Regions from separate parts of the Homo sapiens genome. Here region 1 is linked to region 2. Evidence: chromatin loops called from intact Hi-C (ENCODE). Cell type or tissue: Caco-2. All regions are shown on one strand. Each heading gives the region's core, and the rest is flanking DNA. Links, peaks and the distances in the headings are about the cores only. Region 1 has its middle 130 kb from the start of MID1. Region 2 has its middle 210 kb from the start of MID1.

Region 1 (8,988 bases), core at 753-8,752, 77 kb before region 2:
TCCTATAATCCCAGCACTTTGGGAGGCTGAGACAGGCGGATCACTTGGGGTCAGGAGTTCGAAACCAGCTTGGCCAACATGGCAAAACCCCGTCTCTACCAAAAATACAAAAACTAGCTGGGCGTGTTGGCGCACCCCAGTAATTCCAGCTACTCGGGAGGCTGAGGTGGGAGAATCAATTGAACCCAGGAGGCGGAGATTGCAGTGAGCCGAGATTGCACCACTGCACTCCAGCCTGGGTGACAGAACAAGACTCCATCTCAAAAAAAAAAGAAAGAAAGAAAAAAGAAAATTATAAAAAATATCAATGTAGTGTACACTGTTTCACTTAGACATTTCTTAAAACAAGGGTCTTGGCCAGGCATGGTGGCTCATGCCTGTAATCCTAACACTTTGGGAGGTCGAGGTGGGCAGGTCACTTGCACACAGGAGTTCAAGACCAGCCTGGGCAACATGACAAAACCCTGTCTGTATGAAAAAATACAAAAATTAGCTGGGCATGCCTGTGGTCCCAGCTACTCAGGAGGCTGACATGGGAGGATCGCTTGAGCCCAAGAGGTTGAGCCTTCAGTGAGCTAAGATCATGCCACTGCACTACAGCCTGGGTGACAGAGGAGGAGACCTTGTCAACAACAATAACAACACCAATCAACCAAACCACAAAAGGGTCTTCATTGTCTGAAATAAAAAGGAAATTTCAAGCCCCATTTTTGGTCAACTGTCAGCATTTGCCCTCTTTGGCCCCTCTTAAGGTTTCAGAAGAAACACCCACTGATATGGTTTAGATATTGTCCCCTCCAAATCTCATGCCGAAATGTGACCCCCAATATTGGAGGAACCCAGTAGGAGGTGGATCATGCGGGTGGATCACTCAAGAATGGCTTAGCACTATCCCCTTGGTGATAAGTGACTCCTTGCTCAGTTAGTTCACATGAGATCTGGTTGTTTAAAACAGTCTGGGACCTCCCCCTTCTCTCTCTTGCTCCCTCTCTTGCCATGTGACATGGCTGCTCTCCCTTCCTCTTCCACCATGACTGTAAGCTTCCTCAGGCCCTCACTGGAAGCAGATGCTGGCACCATGCTTCCTGTACAGCCTGCAGAACTGTGAGCCTAAATACATTTATTTTCCCTATAAATTACCTAGTCTCAGGTATTCCTTTAGAGCAATGCAAACAGACTAACATGCTCACCTCTCCACAGTGTCCACTCCTCTCCTCAAGTCATAGGAAGCCAGGGAGCTTCTCTTGTAAGGAAACTTGCTTCACATACCAGCAGAGTTTGGAAATAGTTTTCTTTACTCCAAAGAAGCCAAGGTAAGAAGTATAGTGCAGGGGGCAAGCATGCGAATTCTTGTGTCAGTCTACCTACTTCGAATCCTACTCAATTCTTAAAAGCTATGACACCTTAGGCAGGTTACCCAGAGTTCCTGTGCCTCACATTGGTACCTAAAAAATGGGATAATCATAATACCTGTGTCACAGAACTGTTGAGAGGATTAAATGAGAAAATACAGGGCCATCTTTCTGGTAGATAAAGCATTGTCAATCTGGTAGATAGCCCCAAATAGCCTATTTGCCTAGAATCCTGCAAGAGCCCATGGAAGCCAACTGCCTAGATACCTTCTTTCTTGGCCTCCTTATTTTCCAGATTTCTCCATCCCCTGCATGGAAACTGGTACTCAAGGGTGACGTTGCTCTGTAGTGTAGCCTATTAGGTGAGGACAGGTTTTTCTACCTCTCTTGCTTACCTCATCTCTCAGAGTCTTGACCCTACTATGGTTTTCTCTTAAAAAAATTCTTGAAATGACTTTTCTAATTTCAAGTTATAACACATCTGAAATTAACTTGCCCAGTTACAACACATCTGAAATTCTAAAGGCCCTTCCCCTACCTGTCGTGCAAATCCCCTTCCGTCTAGTCTCTGGCCTAAAACCAGTTGAGATGGACCCTCCTCCTCGGGAAGTCCTGCCTCTTTCTGAAGGCAGGGTGCCTGCTGAATCTGGTCCCTGTGGCCCTGTTTGCTCAAATGGCTTCTGCAGTTTTAAGGGGAAGTTGGAATAAGACATGTGAAAAGGGGAGGGTGGAAACTGAAATCTTAAAAGACAAAACAAATGAGCACTGAGCCCCCAGCTTGCACATGTAAATCCATGGGAATCAAAGGCTTGCAGAACGGTGGCAGTAGTCGGCTGTCTAACTGGGAGGATGAACAGTATGCTATGTGCTGATTTGGCTGAAAAGACTGTCTTCCCTAGTAAGCAAATTATTGATTATAAACTGTTATGATTCCTTCGGAGCCATTGTGGCCAACCATATTATTCCATCTGCCTTAAATGCCTGCTGTGTTCCCATGCCAAAACCCTTATGAAATTTCCACTGGAAAAAAAAAATGAGTAGCAAATTCAGGTCTCAGTGCTCATATATAATTTCAGATTTCATTAATAGTTATTAAATATATGCCCTGAGGAAGGATAAAGTTCCTCATATGAATGGAAAGAGAATTGAATTTATAAATAAGGTGATTCTGTTTTCAAGGACTGTTCATTAGACACATCCAGTGCACACTTCAAAAAAAAAAACATTTAAATGAAAGGTGTTTAAAATCTCACAGGATAAAAAGCAATGCAATGTTGGGAAAAGATAGGCTTGCTCAAAAAAATTTTAAAAATGACTAATTCGGAAACATTTCTCTCTGCCTGGAGTTTGAAAATGAACTTTGGGGAAAATTCAAAAAAGTTGTAAAATATTTTTATATCGTGTCCCCAAAATATCCACATCTAGAAAATAGTGATGCATGTATTGGTAGGTGGCAAACTGGATGCTAAAAGCATGTTGAAAATTGGTATTAATCTTTTTTAAAAGCTACAATTATAAAAATAATAAAATAGGGTATTTAAGTAATTTTGACTAAGCGAAGCCCTTTGAAGTTTTAGGCTACTAAGCCACATAACCTGGACAATAACTTCTGTAGTGGGAGTTGTCAAAAGTCCAAGTAAAAAATTCAAATCCTTTTCAGACCTGTCACAAATCTCCTGAAAAGCTGTACAAATGGTGTAGTTCTAGCTTAATGTGAATAAGCAGATAGAGAAGGTTTGAAAGAGATATTTAAGTTGGCAAAAGTTCAGAAGAACAGAGTGGTTGGTTTGGTTTTTGTTTTTGTTTTGTTATGAGGGCAAATAAAATATTTGCCTGAGTGCTGAATTCCTGAAGAGAGATATTGTTGAACTGAAGACATTTTTGGATCAGGTGAGTTCTCTTATTTCCACTGAATTGTCTTATTAGAAAAGAATAGACAAGAGAGTTTTTTTTTGTTTTTTGTTTTTTGTTTTTTTTGTCATCTGTCAGCCTGCTGGTACATCAGCTGCCACCAGAGATAAAACGTACAGAATACCTTCAGACGTTGTGGGTTCAAATGTTAGCTTTTCTCACTGAAAAATGTACTCTGCTATATTTTATGGGAAAAAAATGCTGTTGTAAATAACCTTAACATAACTGTTGAAGCAATGAAGACAATTTTTCTATTTGAATTTTATCTCGTAAGACCCCCTGAAATGAAATTTTATCTTTTAAAATAAACACTTCCCAAACAGAGAGAGACTGAGATCAATTAAGCCTTCCCTCCTGCTTTATCTTGTTTTCATTTCCCGAGTGAGCGAGGTGCACTGTATGATGGTGATGCGATTAGCCGGGTGTGTGGGACCAGAGGGCCATTTTCTATGGCCCTGCAATCTCCATGATCAGTCTAGGGTCTAGGGAACATTTCCCTTGGAAAGTTCACATTACCTCAAGTGAAAAGTCTCGTTATTGAAAAACAGTAATTATTTAGTTGCAAAATATATTAAACATAATTCTTATTTTTATTGTTTTGCTAGGTAGCTAAATTCAAAGTTGTCACTAAACATATGAAAATGTTGGGTTTTATATTACCCTTAAAATATGTTTTCGTATAAGTTTGATTCTAAGATATGTGATTTTTACCAGGCTGTTGCTCATACCAACAGTCCAACTCCAGAGAACTTGCAGGAAAAGTTTGAAAAAGTAATCCTACAGTGACATTGATATAAGGGGATAAGCAAGAAAACGTTAGTGTAAATCCTATTTAGCTAGTTATAAGTTGGACTGTGGTTGAAGTTTGTTTGTAGATTGATGATTTAAACAGAGATGCTTTGGAAAAATAAGCAAAGTCCAAATTCAAATATGTCCCCTGTTAAGACATAGAGAAGTAAAAGTGATTCACGGAGAAGATTGCAGAAAACAAAAATCTACCTCCCTCTCTAGAACAGTAACAAAAGTAGAAAAACTGAAGAATATTGAAACATTTTCATTTTCCCGTATATAGATTTTTTTTTTGTTGTTGTTCAAGAGTTGCTGATGGGAGATAGTAACTAACCTGGCAATGAGAATGGAAAAATGAATTGTAAAAACCAAACAAATTAAATGTCAGATGATGCTTTCATGTAGCAAAGGGAGTTATCTGTCATTCCTCGAGAAGCATAAGAAAAAGAACAGATTTACCCCCTACTTCATGGCAAAGACATTTGGTAAAAGGCAGACTACAGCATGACTAAAACAGAATCTCACCACCCCCCAAGCCAGGGGTCGTTATCGACAGCATAAAAGCTCAGGTGGCAGCTGTGGAATTCCAAATGAACTAAGAAATGTGGAGCGAGCCAACCTAGTTCAGCGGGAAAGAATGTCAACAATTTCCCCATGGACTCCTGGGAGCCTGTTGTGAGCACATCTCTTTATAGCCTTCAGAGAAACAGAGGCATATGAAGAACAGCCCGGGGAACTGAGAAAGAGTTCCAGAAAGTTTAGAATGTCAGAGATGGCCCACTGAAGTAAAGAAATATGAGAACAAAATTGAGGTGGGGAAACTGGTGGAAAGGAGACAGTTTGCTTCTGTTTTCTGTTGCTAAATGCTTTCCTGTGCTTGCCCGCCCACATGCTCACAACTTATGAGGAAGCAAGAAAAGAAGCTGCACTTTGCAAAAAATATCTAATGAATAGAATTCTACTCTGTGATGTGAATCTATCACTAATTTTCTTGGTGACATGACACCACCTTAAGAAATGAAATGAACAAGATATCCAGGACATAATCACATTTCTCTGTATATGCACACATACAGCTTCATATGGACATGCAAAATTAAGAGCATATAGCATACGGCCACTTATGACAGGGCATTTCTATAGTCCATATAAATTAAGCTCCTTTGGAAGGAGAAAAAAATCCCATGCTACTTATTTATGCAAGTGTTTTCAAATAAGTTTCTCTATTTGATAAGTGTAATGTAATCATACACAAGCGAGCAATGAAATTAGAAATAAAGACATTGCATGTTAGGAGCAAAGTAGGCAATTTCATAAGGAGCTTTTAATTCTGAGAGCATTTCGAATGGAGTATTTGAATTGATTTTATCTAATTAATATGCTAAATTACAGTGAACAAAGAAAGACAAGTACAATCGTGTAGGGCATGTGGACTTGTAGCATTTCCAAGCAGGGAGGACCTTTGGGAGTCTCCAGTCCAACTCCCTCACTTCACAGACATTCCTACCATGTGAAGTCACACACACAAGCTCGGGTCAAGGCTACGTGTCCAGTCACTTATGTATGCATCAGAAGGGGGAGATAGACACACACTCAAACACACAGAGAAAGAACATGAAAAACAATGCAGCATACACTTGTGGCAATGTACTCTCCTGGAAGAAAACATACAGGTTTTGCAGAGAAGAGGGATTCATCAGATATAAAGTCAGGCCTTTATGTTGTGGGCTGAAAGCTCAGGTGGCATATATAGATTTCCAGATAAGCTAAAAATGACAAGTGTGCAGAATTCACTTGCAAAGGCTGCCAGCACTTTCCCGGGCATTGGACCCAAGTTGCATTGCCATGTTACCTCTCTGTTGTCCTAAGAAATTGAAGGTGCTCTCACCATGTTTGAAAACCTCCCAAATTAAAATCACCTCTATGACATGAATACCAGGAGCACCAGGTCTCAGTCTCCATAGCATTTTCATTGCTCCCTGCATGCACCCAGACATCTTAGCATGGTGGTCCTTGAACTTGGGCATCAGCCTCAGCTGGAGGGCTTGCCAAAACAGATTGTTGGGTTTGACCCCGTCAGAATTCCTGACTCAGTAAATCTGGGTGGGGCCTGAGAATCTGCATTTCTAACAAGTGTCCAGGTTGTGCTGCTGCTAGTGCAAGGATCACACTTGGATCCAACACACTGCACTAGCACAGCTTAGGTTTGCTGAAATTGGATTACCGAGTTGACAGATGAAAATGATTCTCTTTTATTGGACCACATAATGGATGTGTGCATCTGTCACCTGCAGATGAAAGTGGTGGCAAAATGTGAAATTTCTAGCATTGCCATCAGGAAAATATTGACAAGCATCATTAGGAAAATTTTCCAAAGCGGGGTTTAAATGATCTCCATGTGCAAGATCAATGGGATGGAACATCTTTTGAAAAGTTGTTTCATCAATGAAAACTAAAATGAATACTTGCTGCAATTGCTGAGGTTTATGCATGCAGTTCCAAGAAGTGTGGAGAATTTTTAAAAGTCATTTTTTTTGGATTAAATTAAGTATTTCTGAAACTATCTCATTAGAAAAGAACTTTTTCATTATTGAAACTTTACATCTGAACTCTTACTTTTTAAAGTATTACATAGTTTAAGCTGGATGTTCTTTTTCTTGGGTTTTACTTTTCAACAGGAAATGGAACTCTATCGAAATAAAGAAATAAATGTTCTGCTTACATGTGCTATTCTGAACAACGTAGTTATTTATAAAGGGGGGTTTCTATTTTTACTAACTCAATATGTACCAGAAAAAATTAATAATTTAAATACAGATTTGAAGACAACTCAAAATTTTATTAATCCTAATAATGGTTTTAAACCATATTAATGTACATCAATTGGTCTCATAAGTCACTTTATTTATTTATTTATTTATTTATTTTTGAGACAGGGTCTTACTCTGTCACCCAGGCTGGAGTGCAGTGGCATGATCTCCGCTTTGCAGCCTCCACTTCCCAGGCTCAAGTTATCCTTCCACCTCAGCCTCCCAAGCAGCTGGGACTACAGGCATATGCCAGCATGCCCTGCTTTTTTTTTTTTTTGTTTTGTATTTTTTGTAGAGATGGGGTTTTGCCATGTTGCCCAGGCTCGTCTGGAACTCCTGAGCTCAAGCAATCTGCCCGTCTCAGCCTCCCAAAGTACTGGGATTTCAGGTGTGAGCTACTGCACCTGGCCTCATAATTCACTTTATATTTTGCATTAAAACTAGTTTGTCTATCAAGACAGATAGAAAGTGTCCTTGTTCTAAATAGGTTTATTTGTTCTCCTTATTACCCTCATCTGAATCTGTAGGCCACTGACAAAGAGTTTTTTCAGGTCTCCAAATGACTCCATGTTTTCTTGAAACCAGTCTTTAAACAGTACTTTTTCTTTCTTTTCTTTCCTTTTTTTTTTTTTTTTTTTTTTTTTGAGACGGAGTCTCGCTCTGTCGCCCAGGCTGGAGTGCAGTGGCGTGATCTTGGCTCACTGCAAGCTCCGCCTCCCAGGTTCATGCCATTCTCCTGCCTCAGCCTCCCCAGTAGCTGGGACTACAGTTGCCCGCCACCACGCCCAGCTAATTTTTTTGTATTTTTAGTAGAGACGGGGTTTCACCAGTAGAGAGATGGTCTCGATCTCCTGACCTCATGATCCGCCCACCTCAGCCTCCCAAAGTGCTGGGATTACAGGCTTGAGCCACCGCGCCCGGCCTTTAAATAGTACTTTTTCTGTGTTGCTCTCCTCCAAATTTAACTAAAAGGGATTTTATGTCTTGTTTGTAAGCTTCAAGAAAAGCTGCAAAAATTTAAAGAATACAAATTAGAAATTATATCAATTTAACAAGCAAATGAAGCAAACAATTTAAAATCTGAACACAGTTTATTGCTTTTTCACCGGCAGGCAAATGATTATGTTCCCACAGTGTAAACTTTCCTATTTTGAGTCTTTTATCCTGTAAAACACTAATTCCTTTATCAGGAGGTCCCAAATAGAAAATACTCCTTTTTCAATGGACATTGACAACACGCATGTATGCTATTATTACGCACTGAAGGTATAGCTGAACTCATGCAATCTTGCTAGTAATTTCACTTTGGAGATTTGTGATAAGATATTGCCATAGAATGAGACTTTGAAGACATTTAGTCCTAAGCGAGTGCTGTTACTCAATTTTGCATAACAGTTTCACATTTGAAGGAGACCGAGGAAATGCTGGCGACGCAGGGCTGAGGCACAACTTTGATGTGGGGCCTCTTGGTAGTGGGCCAAGTGGTTCTAATTATTTTCAGAACTTTCTCTTGCAGTGGGAAGGAGTTGGAAAGAGGATCACATAGGCGCACAAATCTGGTTCCCAAAGTGAAGTGAGATGAGAAACGCTTCTGGTGATCTATGCCAGTGACGGGTGAGATAATCTTCCTTCCTTCCCCTTTGTGATGCCACTTTCAGCAGGATGCTTCTTCCTCTGCTCACCTGGAGCGCCTGTGACTTCTCTCTCCCTAGGGGACGGGGAGGGAGTGCCCTGATGTTTCTTCACTGCCTCCCTGGTCTTCCTCTGACCCCACCCTCCGCCACTCCCCCAACCCCATTTGTTTCTTAGCCACCTCTGTCATTTACATCACTGTGTTGCCTGCCCCATACAGGAATCTGCACCCATTTCATTTGCACAAGTTCCCATTCTCAACTCCTCTTTTCAGGGACAATTCAGCACTCAAGTTCTCTAGCATAAGAAATGCCTGTGTGGTTTGTAAAGCACAATTTACAAACAGATACAAAAAATTTTCTAAGCGAGTGAATTCAGTTGCTTGATACATTAGGCAAGAAGAGGCCAAATGGGAATCTGGGTTGGAGTTGTCCGCTGACTCCTGAGGACACTGATCTTCTCCTAGCGGACTCTCTCGCATAGTCGCTGCTAGC
Region 2 (8,988 bases), core at 526-8,525:
GTAGGGTGTTGGTGGATGGGGAATTAGAGAAAGAGACTGGGGTCTGAGGGTAATCTAGGGGGGCAAGTGGCTTTTACCAATGAATTTGCTAGCCCAGCTCCTCCCGCCATTGCTGGTGAAAAAGATTTCAAGCTGTTAAATTAATAAGTATGAAGTGAGTATTTTTTTGCTTTATAAAATACGGTACTTTTGAGAAAACACCTTAAAAGGGGGAAATCTACATTGAGAAGACGTAGATTGCTAGAGAAGAAAGAAGTCTTTAGAGCAAGGGTGTCAAACACAAAAACCTACAAGGGACAAACAGGTAACACCAATAAACAGAGGACATGGTGTAAGACATTAGAAGGTATATCATGCTTCACTGAAACACAAATTTTAAATCATTGAGTGGGCAAAATTACATAAGGGCCACCAGTGTGCATCTGCTTCTACTTCTTCAACCCCTGAATTGTTTACTTGACGATGTGCCTAACTTATCCCCACCCATTTCAGATCCAGCCAATATTTACTGATTGGCCTCATGCCCAGCATTGTGCCAGGTACGTTCACAGACATGACCATTTTCAATACTCATAACCGTCCAATGAAGTGTGTATTTATGTCTCCATCGATAGATGAGGAAATTGAATCCCTGAGAAGTTTAAAATGTCTTGGCCAAACCCACCATTCATTGCTCTGGAAGAAACTTGGGAAACACTACCATTCTTTTGTTTCTTAACATTGAGCCAAGGATATCAGTTCGAGTAAACTTGTTATCTGTTCTCTGGTAGTTTATATGCTGTTTTGTTCCCCCAAGGCAATACATGATGAGTGTGTCAGTACAGATATAAATAACTGCACAATTAGATACTCAGGGGGAGAAATAATTTTGGTTAAAATAATCAAGGCCTCTGTTGCAGAACAATAGCTATAAATAATTCAGCCTTTTCTGGCTCAGGCTCTTTGACCAAAATTCCAATTCTGTCACGTGTTAAAACTCAAACTGTCAATTTGAGGAGGCTCTGCTTAATTTCATTTTTGTCTCAAGTTTAGACAAGTGAAGAGCAACTCACAAGAGAGTGTGAGTATACTCAACTCACACACAGTTAGAACCATTCTTTATGCAGCTTCAGCTATTATGTACCATGCATTTCTGAAAATGCTATATTCCCCAAAGCACAGCAATCCATTTTTATTTTCTTTTAAAATAAAAATAACATTAAATGAACCATTGACATTAATATTTATAGTAACTCAATGTCTTTGAAAGGTTCATTCACAGAAGATTCCCTTATATGTGATTGCAAGCAATTAATTTAAAAACGGAAATGTACTTTTACATTTAACTAGAAGTCATAGTCCTGACTATCACCTCACCAGCTAACCTTTCCTCAAATATAAATATATTTTAAATTGGTTTTACTAATGCCCTAGGTACTTGGAAAATCCTACTGGTGCAAACTCATTATTAATTCATAGTCCCCAATTCTAAGCCTTACAGGTATGACCTTAGAAGTAATGGCAGCTGCTCTTGCCTACTTTATAAGAATTGTTACCGAAACTTGTACGCTAATAATTTCCAGTGATTACAAGCCATTATAAAAGCTCTCAAGTTACCTAGTACTATGGAAATAGCTCTTCTCCATGTGGCACCCCAGGAATACTTGACAACCCCAAAGAGAGTGGTTTTGAAAATTACATTAACAAAATATAAACTGGCATCATCCAACTCTCAGTTATTTATAGATGCTCTGCAGGGAGAATCAAGTGGTCCTTCCTCTATAAGCACACCAAGTTTATTGGCATCTACCTGGCATTATCTGACATGGAGATCATCTGGTCAGTGAAAGCATGAATATCTTGACGTATCAGTTACTTGTTCATTGCCCACCAGTGTTTTGTGGCCACCAGTTGGGAAGCTCTGATTTAGAGAACGATTAGCAAAAGAGTGAGTGATCAAGTAAGTTTGCAGCAAATCATGTTTCACATCTTGCACCATTCAGGTAATGAGATTTCTCTTTGCAGAAATGCTATCCATTGCATGAAGACTTGGTTTAAATTCATCTGTCTCTTATATACCCATTTTTCCTCCAGAGTACTTAGCATAGGACTTCAAAAGGCACTCAATAAATATTTGCTGAATGAATGTAACAGGAATTAATAATGCAAAAAATGTTTTTGAAAGATAATCGATGTCAAATGGTAGGCAGAGGAAGCCAGAGAAAGTTCACCAGTGATAGAAATGCTGTGTACAAATTTGGTACAGTGCCCAAGAAAAGGATTTGAATTTAACAAATAACCTTTAAAGCCAGGTTCTTTTATGTCCATCGCCCCTGGACTAAGCCATATTAGTGGTGGGAGAATCCCAGCCAAACAAACCCTGATAGCAGTTTGAGAAAGGGAAGTATAAGCAATAACCAAATGTTAGAAAGGATTCCATGAAGCACTTTGCCATCAGTTGTTCAGGAAACTTCTAAGAATAGAATAGCACACACACATACACACATTATAGAACACATCATTAAATTCTTTATAAAATAAAGAGGACAAACTGGATAACATGTAGAGGGCCTTAACACTCTCATGATTGCATGAGCCCCCAGGCCCAAGTTAATACAGTGTTGGGGTATTTTGACTGGTTTGATCAATATTCTGGGCCTAGATTGTCAAAGGCAGTTTCCTAACTTTAGCACATCATGACAGAGAAATTGATGCAATCTGCACCATATATGGAGGTAAACTGATGAAGCTATGTGATCCAGAAATAACCTTCCAGGGATCAGCTCAGGCCAGCCACAGCCTGATGGCCCATGTGCCAAGAGGGGTTAACAGCTGGGTATGTCTGCAACCCACTCATCATTTACCAGTGCTCTGAGGTCCATCCATTGAGAAGCTTTGTTTTAAAGAATGTTTCTCAAAATGATCAGCCTAGAAATGAGCCATCAAGTAAGTTTGCAGCAAACCATACTTCATATGGTGCACACTATACTTCTCTCAGGGAGTCAAAACACGTATTAATAAATGAACATATTAAGGCTCTGAGAAGACCTATTTCCCATTGTTTGTTTGTTTTTGTCCAGTATTTTCCAACCTCTTTTAACCAGGGCACCTACTAACATCTTGCAGATCTACGGAGGCTGCCGATTGGTTAAACCCTCCATGCAAGCACGCAGTACTGTGACTTGAAAAGGGTCAATGCAACAATATAGGTCCTAACTGTCTTTAATTGGAGGATTAGTTCAGACACTGGAAAAACTTTAATCTTTAAGAAGGAATCCTCCTGGAACTTTGTTAATACTAAAGTGTTAAATACCATAAACAATATTATTACCCCCAAACAGGCTGCTGAGGAGCCGGGGATGAGTAGATTCTAGCCGTGAGACTCCCAGTAATCTGCAGTAATTCATATGCCACTGGCAAGGATAATTCTAAACATGAGATCCAAAAACCCTATGCATACACCGCCCCCTTGCCCTCCTTACCCCAGGAGACTTATCTGTCTTTCTGGTTATATATTCCCTTGGCTGTTAGTGTAATTAGTGTATAATAACTATGTACATATCAACTCACAGGAAAAACGGCAGACGTGCTGGCTGATTTGGCTTGGGGCCATCTCATCAGCAGGGTGAGAAAACCTGGTATTAAACCATCTGTTATTAACTGTATATTCTAAAACAGTGTTTTGTGTCTCCTGGGTTGCTGACTCCCATCGACAGCAACAGAATGTCAAGACTCATATTTTTCTGAGCAGCACTGAAAAGATAAACTTTAAAACATTTGCATTGTCCCTTCTGTTCTGCGGCTTGTGCTATTAAGAATTTTATTTACTAAAGTGTCTATTGTATTATACACGGTGCTTTTCTATGTTTCATTCTCACAGAGGTGAACAAGTTTCATTTAAACTGTGTCCTTGCGAAAGTTATGCTTTCTAGAGTCAAAGATCCTAGAGAAAATTGGCCATAGCTTTTGTCCTTATGACTAGGCAGTTGCCAATGCCTGTTTGAAATCAATAGTCTCACTAGGGAATGGACTATGACTTGCATTTTTTAAAAACGTGGTCATTTTCTCAAATCTCCTTGTTTGCACTGATTACTTTTCTTTAAATTAACTTAAGCAATTAATTTCATAATATCAGAAATCTGAAATTGAGTCTTTGTGCCACTTGTTGCAGTCAGTAGCACAAACCTGCTCCCAAAACTCAGGATAAAGTCTGTATATGACAGAAAACAACAGTATTCCTTTGAAAGACGAGCAGTCAAATCATTCAACACAATTATCCAAGTTAATTCAACTCAAAAAACCACATCACCATGAAAAAATAAAAATAAATTTTTTTACCTGATTCCAAATCACTTTTGACAGCTATAAAAAATTGACTTTCTTTGCAAAAGTTTTACCTATGCCCCAGAACTCAGCTGAAACATTTTTTTTCCTTTCCCAGTTGTCTCTTACAATTGGCTGTTCCCAAGTATAATTAAAATTTCCCTGCAAGTCTGTTAAACACTTTCACATTTCCATGTTTAATTACATTCAGATTGAGATTTTTGTACACATATAGAATATAGCCAGATTTTAACTCAATTGACCACAATACCTTTGACATAAAGCCTTTATTCACCGTTCTCGCCATATATATAAATAGACATACGCTCCTTGTCAAAACGCAAGAGCGAGTTTCTTTACATTGTCTAGAACAAAGAGGCCAGCTCGGCTTCTATTTTTCCTCAGTGTCTCAGAAGGTGTCCTTTATTACATATGCAGGATGCAAGGATTTTGCTGCTGCGTGAATGAAAAATGATACCTTCAGACTGCCTTTTTAGTGACAAATTACGCTTTTGCAGAATATCACACTGCCTGTGGTTTTAAAAACCCCATTTAGATTTACTATCACTTCCTTGGGGACTCAGCCTTCCTCACAAAGCACCCCAAGGCTAATTTCCACTGTTTTAGAGTGTAACAAAGATGAGAAAGTTTGCTCATCACGACAGTATAGAAACGCTTGCCTAGGAAAAACACTCTCTGGAATGTCTAAAGTGCTAAAAATCATTGCCTCTGTGGATTTTCGGTGTGCAAAACAGGCAGAAAAAGTTGTCTGGAGGTATTCGCAAAGCATTGTATTTGTTCAGGAAGGAGCTGTGGGGTTAGAGGCTGAGCAACGCCTCTTACTTTGCTTCCTGGGTGAGAGCAGACAGGCGTGCCACTTAGCAGAAGCAAGCAGAGAGAGAGTGGTAAGACTCACCAGCTTCCCCATTTTTCCCAGGATGGGGGTTTTTGTTCCTCAGTTCTGATCTGGAAGAGACAAACCTGTAGGTCCTTCAAGCAGGCTGGGCTGGGGCAAGTGCCGGCTCTTTGCCTCGGATCAGCTGAATGGCTGGGGCGTTCAGGAAGCTTGCTCTGTCCAGCTCGGAATCACTCCCCCTCTCCAGGGTGTGTGCTTACACGCCTCTCAGTCAGCGCAAAAATCCGCCAAACTCAGGTCAGCCTAACAGGTTTCCTTATATAGGTAAACATGAATTGCATTCCTGGTGAAAGAAGTTAACTAGGAATCCTGGTAACCTGGTTAACTCTATACACACCAGAATGGCTCAGAGTTGATCAGCCTGCGTAGGGGTTTGGTTGCAGTACAAAGGGATTTGTGCAATTTAATTAAAATCATCTTTATCCTGGCAGTCTGTAAAATTGGCCCTTGTAGTGTGACTGTGAGTCAACAGTTAGTATTTTATATCATGGGCTGTGACCAGCCTCATATTATCTGAAGGCATTGTAGGGGAAAAAAGTGTAACATTTTATAAGTTGTCTTTCATGTTTTTAAAACCAGGGTAATTGAACTTGAGATTATTTTCAAAGAAGTGAATAGAACATGTGACAGAAAGAGAATGTGAATAAACCTCCATCAAATAAGGCTCAAATCCTTATTTGAGCATAGTAACGAATAGTTATTCAACTTTCCCAGGCCTTTGGTAGATAATGCAATACAATCATTTTGCGTTTTCTCCCTTTACAATGCAGTAATTGCTACTGTATTTTTTGATGGGCAAAATGACAGATAATGACATCTATTCCAATAACAACCCTCCTAAGCCCACATGCTGATGTGTTATTTGATGGTTTCAGGAAAGAAATCTAAGACTTGCGAATTTGCATACTTGTATGTAAACATTTTTAAACAACTTCCTCGATTTAAGAAGATAAGAAAATATATCTTCAAAAGAACTCTATAGCTCTTCCCCTTACATTTTATCTACTACTTAGTAAAGTAATAATTTTAAAAAATTCTAGCCAATTCCACTGAAGACAATATGGAGACTTGAGACTTTCCTGTGTACTAGAGATGAAGATTGTCTGCTAAAAAGGACCTATCTCAAAATGAAACACTTGTTTTTATTTCATCCATGGGTTGACTGCTCCTTGAGTAGTGACAACCTTATTAAAAACAGCTCAAGGCTGTTTTAGGTCTCTGTTTAGGACAGGCGAGATAATGAATCTTCTGATGCCACCTAAGTGAGCACCAACACAAACCAATGTCAAAAAGTTTCTGCCGAGATGAGTAAGGAACAAAAATTGCACTGCCAGGAAGGGTAACTATTTTTGAATAGCAATTTCCACTGGGAAAAACTTTTGCATACAATTTCTCTTCTTATCTCTGCAGGAACACTGTGAAGTGTGTAGTATTTCCTCTTCACAATAATAAAGTTGGCTTACAGAGATAAAGTGATTGGTCCAAAGTCTCATGATCAGTTTTTGGCAAATCCAAAACCCCAGATAAAGAATTTAACTCCAATAGCATTTCCCAAAATAGAATCAACTTTAAGAGACAGAAGAACATTAAAATGGCAATTTTCCATTTTCAAATATAATTTTTAATAATCATATGTCCAGAGAATTTAAATGCAATATACAAACTTATTAAAATACTTTTTATAAAGTCATAACTTACTGTTAACATGACTCCCTTTAAATGTCTCCAGAAAGATCATAAAATGAGATAGAGAGTGTATTTTTATTGAATATAAATTTGGGTTATAAAATATTATGAAAATATAACTTGGCAAATATTGCACACATTTTTCTGTTCACAGTACTCACATCTCTATTGTATCAAGTTAAGATTCATCCTGATTCCTCCACTGGAAGGAATATCAGTGTTTTCTACTTACTGGGTTTTCATTAATCTTAAATGAAACTCTGTACCATGCTAGGTAAATGGCTTTCACTAATATAGTCCATTTATGATCTGCACTCTTTGTGTCCTCATAATTCCCACTGAAGTAAGTTCTGTTTATGTAGAAACTTTAGACTTTATTAACAGGTTGTTGCAAGACAAAGAATGCATTTTTTTTTCCCAGGGCAGGCTAAACCTCTAAATGCCTTAAGCTGGCCTCCAAATTTGTTCTTACAATTCTTTTTTTTTTCTTTCTCTTTTTTTTTGAGATGGAGTCTTGCTCTGTCATTCAGGCTGGAGTGCAGTGGCACGATCTCGGCTCACCGCCACCTCTGCCTCCTGGGGTCAAGCAATTCTCCTGCCTCAGCCTCCTGAGTAGCTGGGATTACAGGCCCCTGCCACAACGCCCAGCTACTTTTTGTATTTTTAGTAGAGATGGAGTTTCACCATGTTGGCCAGGCTGGTCTCAAACTCCTGACCTCAGGTGTTCCTCCCGCCTCGGCCTACCAAAGTGCTGGGATTATAGGCATGAGCCACTGTGCCTGGCCTGTTCTTACAATTCTAAGCAAACAATCATTTAGGCTTTAAACACAAAATATCATAGGCTATAACTGTTGAATTGGAAGGTCAAAATGAAATTTGGATCTCAAAGTAGCATATTTCAGAGAGGAAATACAATCCTCTGCTAAATCCATTTTAGAGGCCTCAAGAAATGGTTTGGGAAAGTCTGGATCACTGAAGCAGCATGAATTCAACCTAACCATAGAGGACCCCAGTGAAAGAGTACTTACAGCTAAATAATTACACCATGCCAAAAAATAGCACTTATGGGAAACTAAATAAAATACAAGACCTATTTGAAGGGGAGAAAATATCATTGTGGTTTGAAGAAAACATCAGGGGATAGAGTTTAGAAATTCCTAATGATATATAACTAATGAGTAGTTGAGCTACAATTTAAAACACACTGCATCAGACTCCAGAAAGCTCACTATTTCTATGCACCCTGAGTGTACCACAGTAGCCAAAAAAGAGCAGATGACTTAGAGTCCAAAGATATTTCAATTCCAGTTCCATCTCTTGGATGTGTGACCTTGGATACATAATGCTTCTGAGCTTCACCTGCCAGTGGAAGTGAAAATGGCTCAACATATTAGATTTCTGAAAGTACCTAAGGAGATTTCATTTCAATCATTCTTCATATATCTGTTGACATTTCTTATGGTCCAGGCATTCTGCTACATCCTAGGAGTAACGCCATAAAGAAGCTTGGCACGTTCCCCACCCTCATGGAGCTTACAGTCTTACAGAAAAGACTGTGTATATCTATATTATGGGATGTGAAAATCTAATGTTTTCCTAAATTTCTCACAACACAAGAATGTCTAATTGAAGTTCCATATAAATATAGCAATATTAATAAATGAATGATGTCCAAGCAACAGCTTTCACTGTAGTTAGTGCAAGTTACTCTTACTAACCTGAGGTGGACCTTACCATGATTAGACTGGGTAGACCCGGGCTGAGCCAAATCAGATAAATACTGGGGGAAAGTAAAACTTGATGCATCAGCCGTATCATGACAATGTCCTTTTATCTAACAACTGAGGAGGACAATTAGATGCAACTTGAAAGCATCTTGAAGATGCTCAGGAAGCTGGATGGACAATGGAGTGATTTTTCTTATTCATTCTGCACATAAAGAAGTGATGGAAAAGCATAAGAAAAATTTCCTAAATATTGTAATCAGTTATCAGATACCCAATCTATTATTAATTCACTTCTGTGCAAGAAACATTTAATTGGTACATACTATGAATGAGGTTCTGTGAAGGATAGACACAGAA

Evidence for each region. A loop is a pair of places that touch in the nucleus more often than their neighbours do. Peaks named below come from ENCODE experiments on the same cell type or tissue, not always from the same donor. Only the 100,000 strongest peaks of a DNase experiment are listed, where the experiment ranks them.
Region 1: a loop joins it to region 2, with 2.2 times the contacts of the local background. A loop is called at or near these places in 3 of 110 quality-filtered maps.

Annotation. Positions count from the first base shown.
Region 1 is chrX:10,751,003-10,759,990 of GRCh38, forward strand. It overlaps a transcript of MID1 not described here. Among named protein-coding and RNA genes, the nearest start is that of MID1, 130 kb to the left of the region's middle. In Caco-2, for the core only: no CTCF peak of the experiment used is centred there; DNase peaks (open chromatin) are centred at 4,639 and 5,569.
Region 2 is chrX:10,828,336-10,837,323 of GRCh38, forward strand. It overlaps a transcript of MID1 not described here. Among named protein-coding and RNA genes, the nearest start is that of MID1, 210 kb to the left of the region's middle. In Caco-2, for the core only: no CTCF peak of the experiment used is centred there; a DNase peak (open chromatin) is centred at 5,416; H3K4me3 peaks cover 2,974 bases.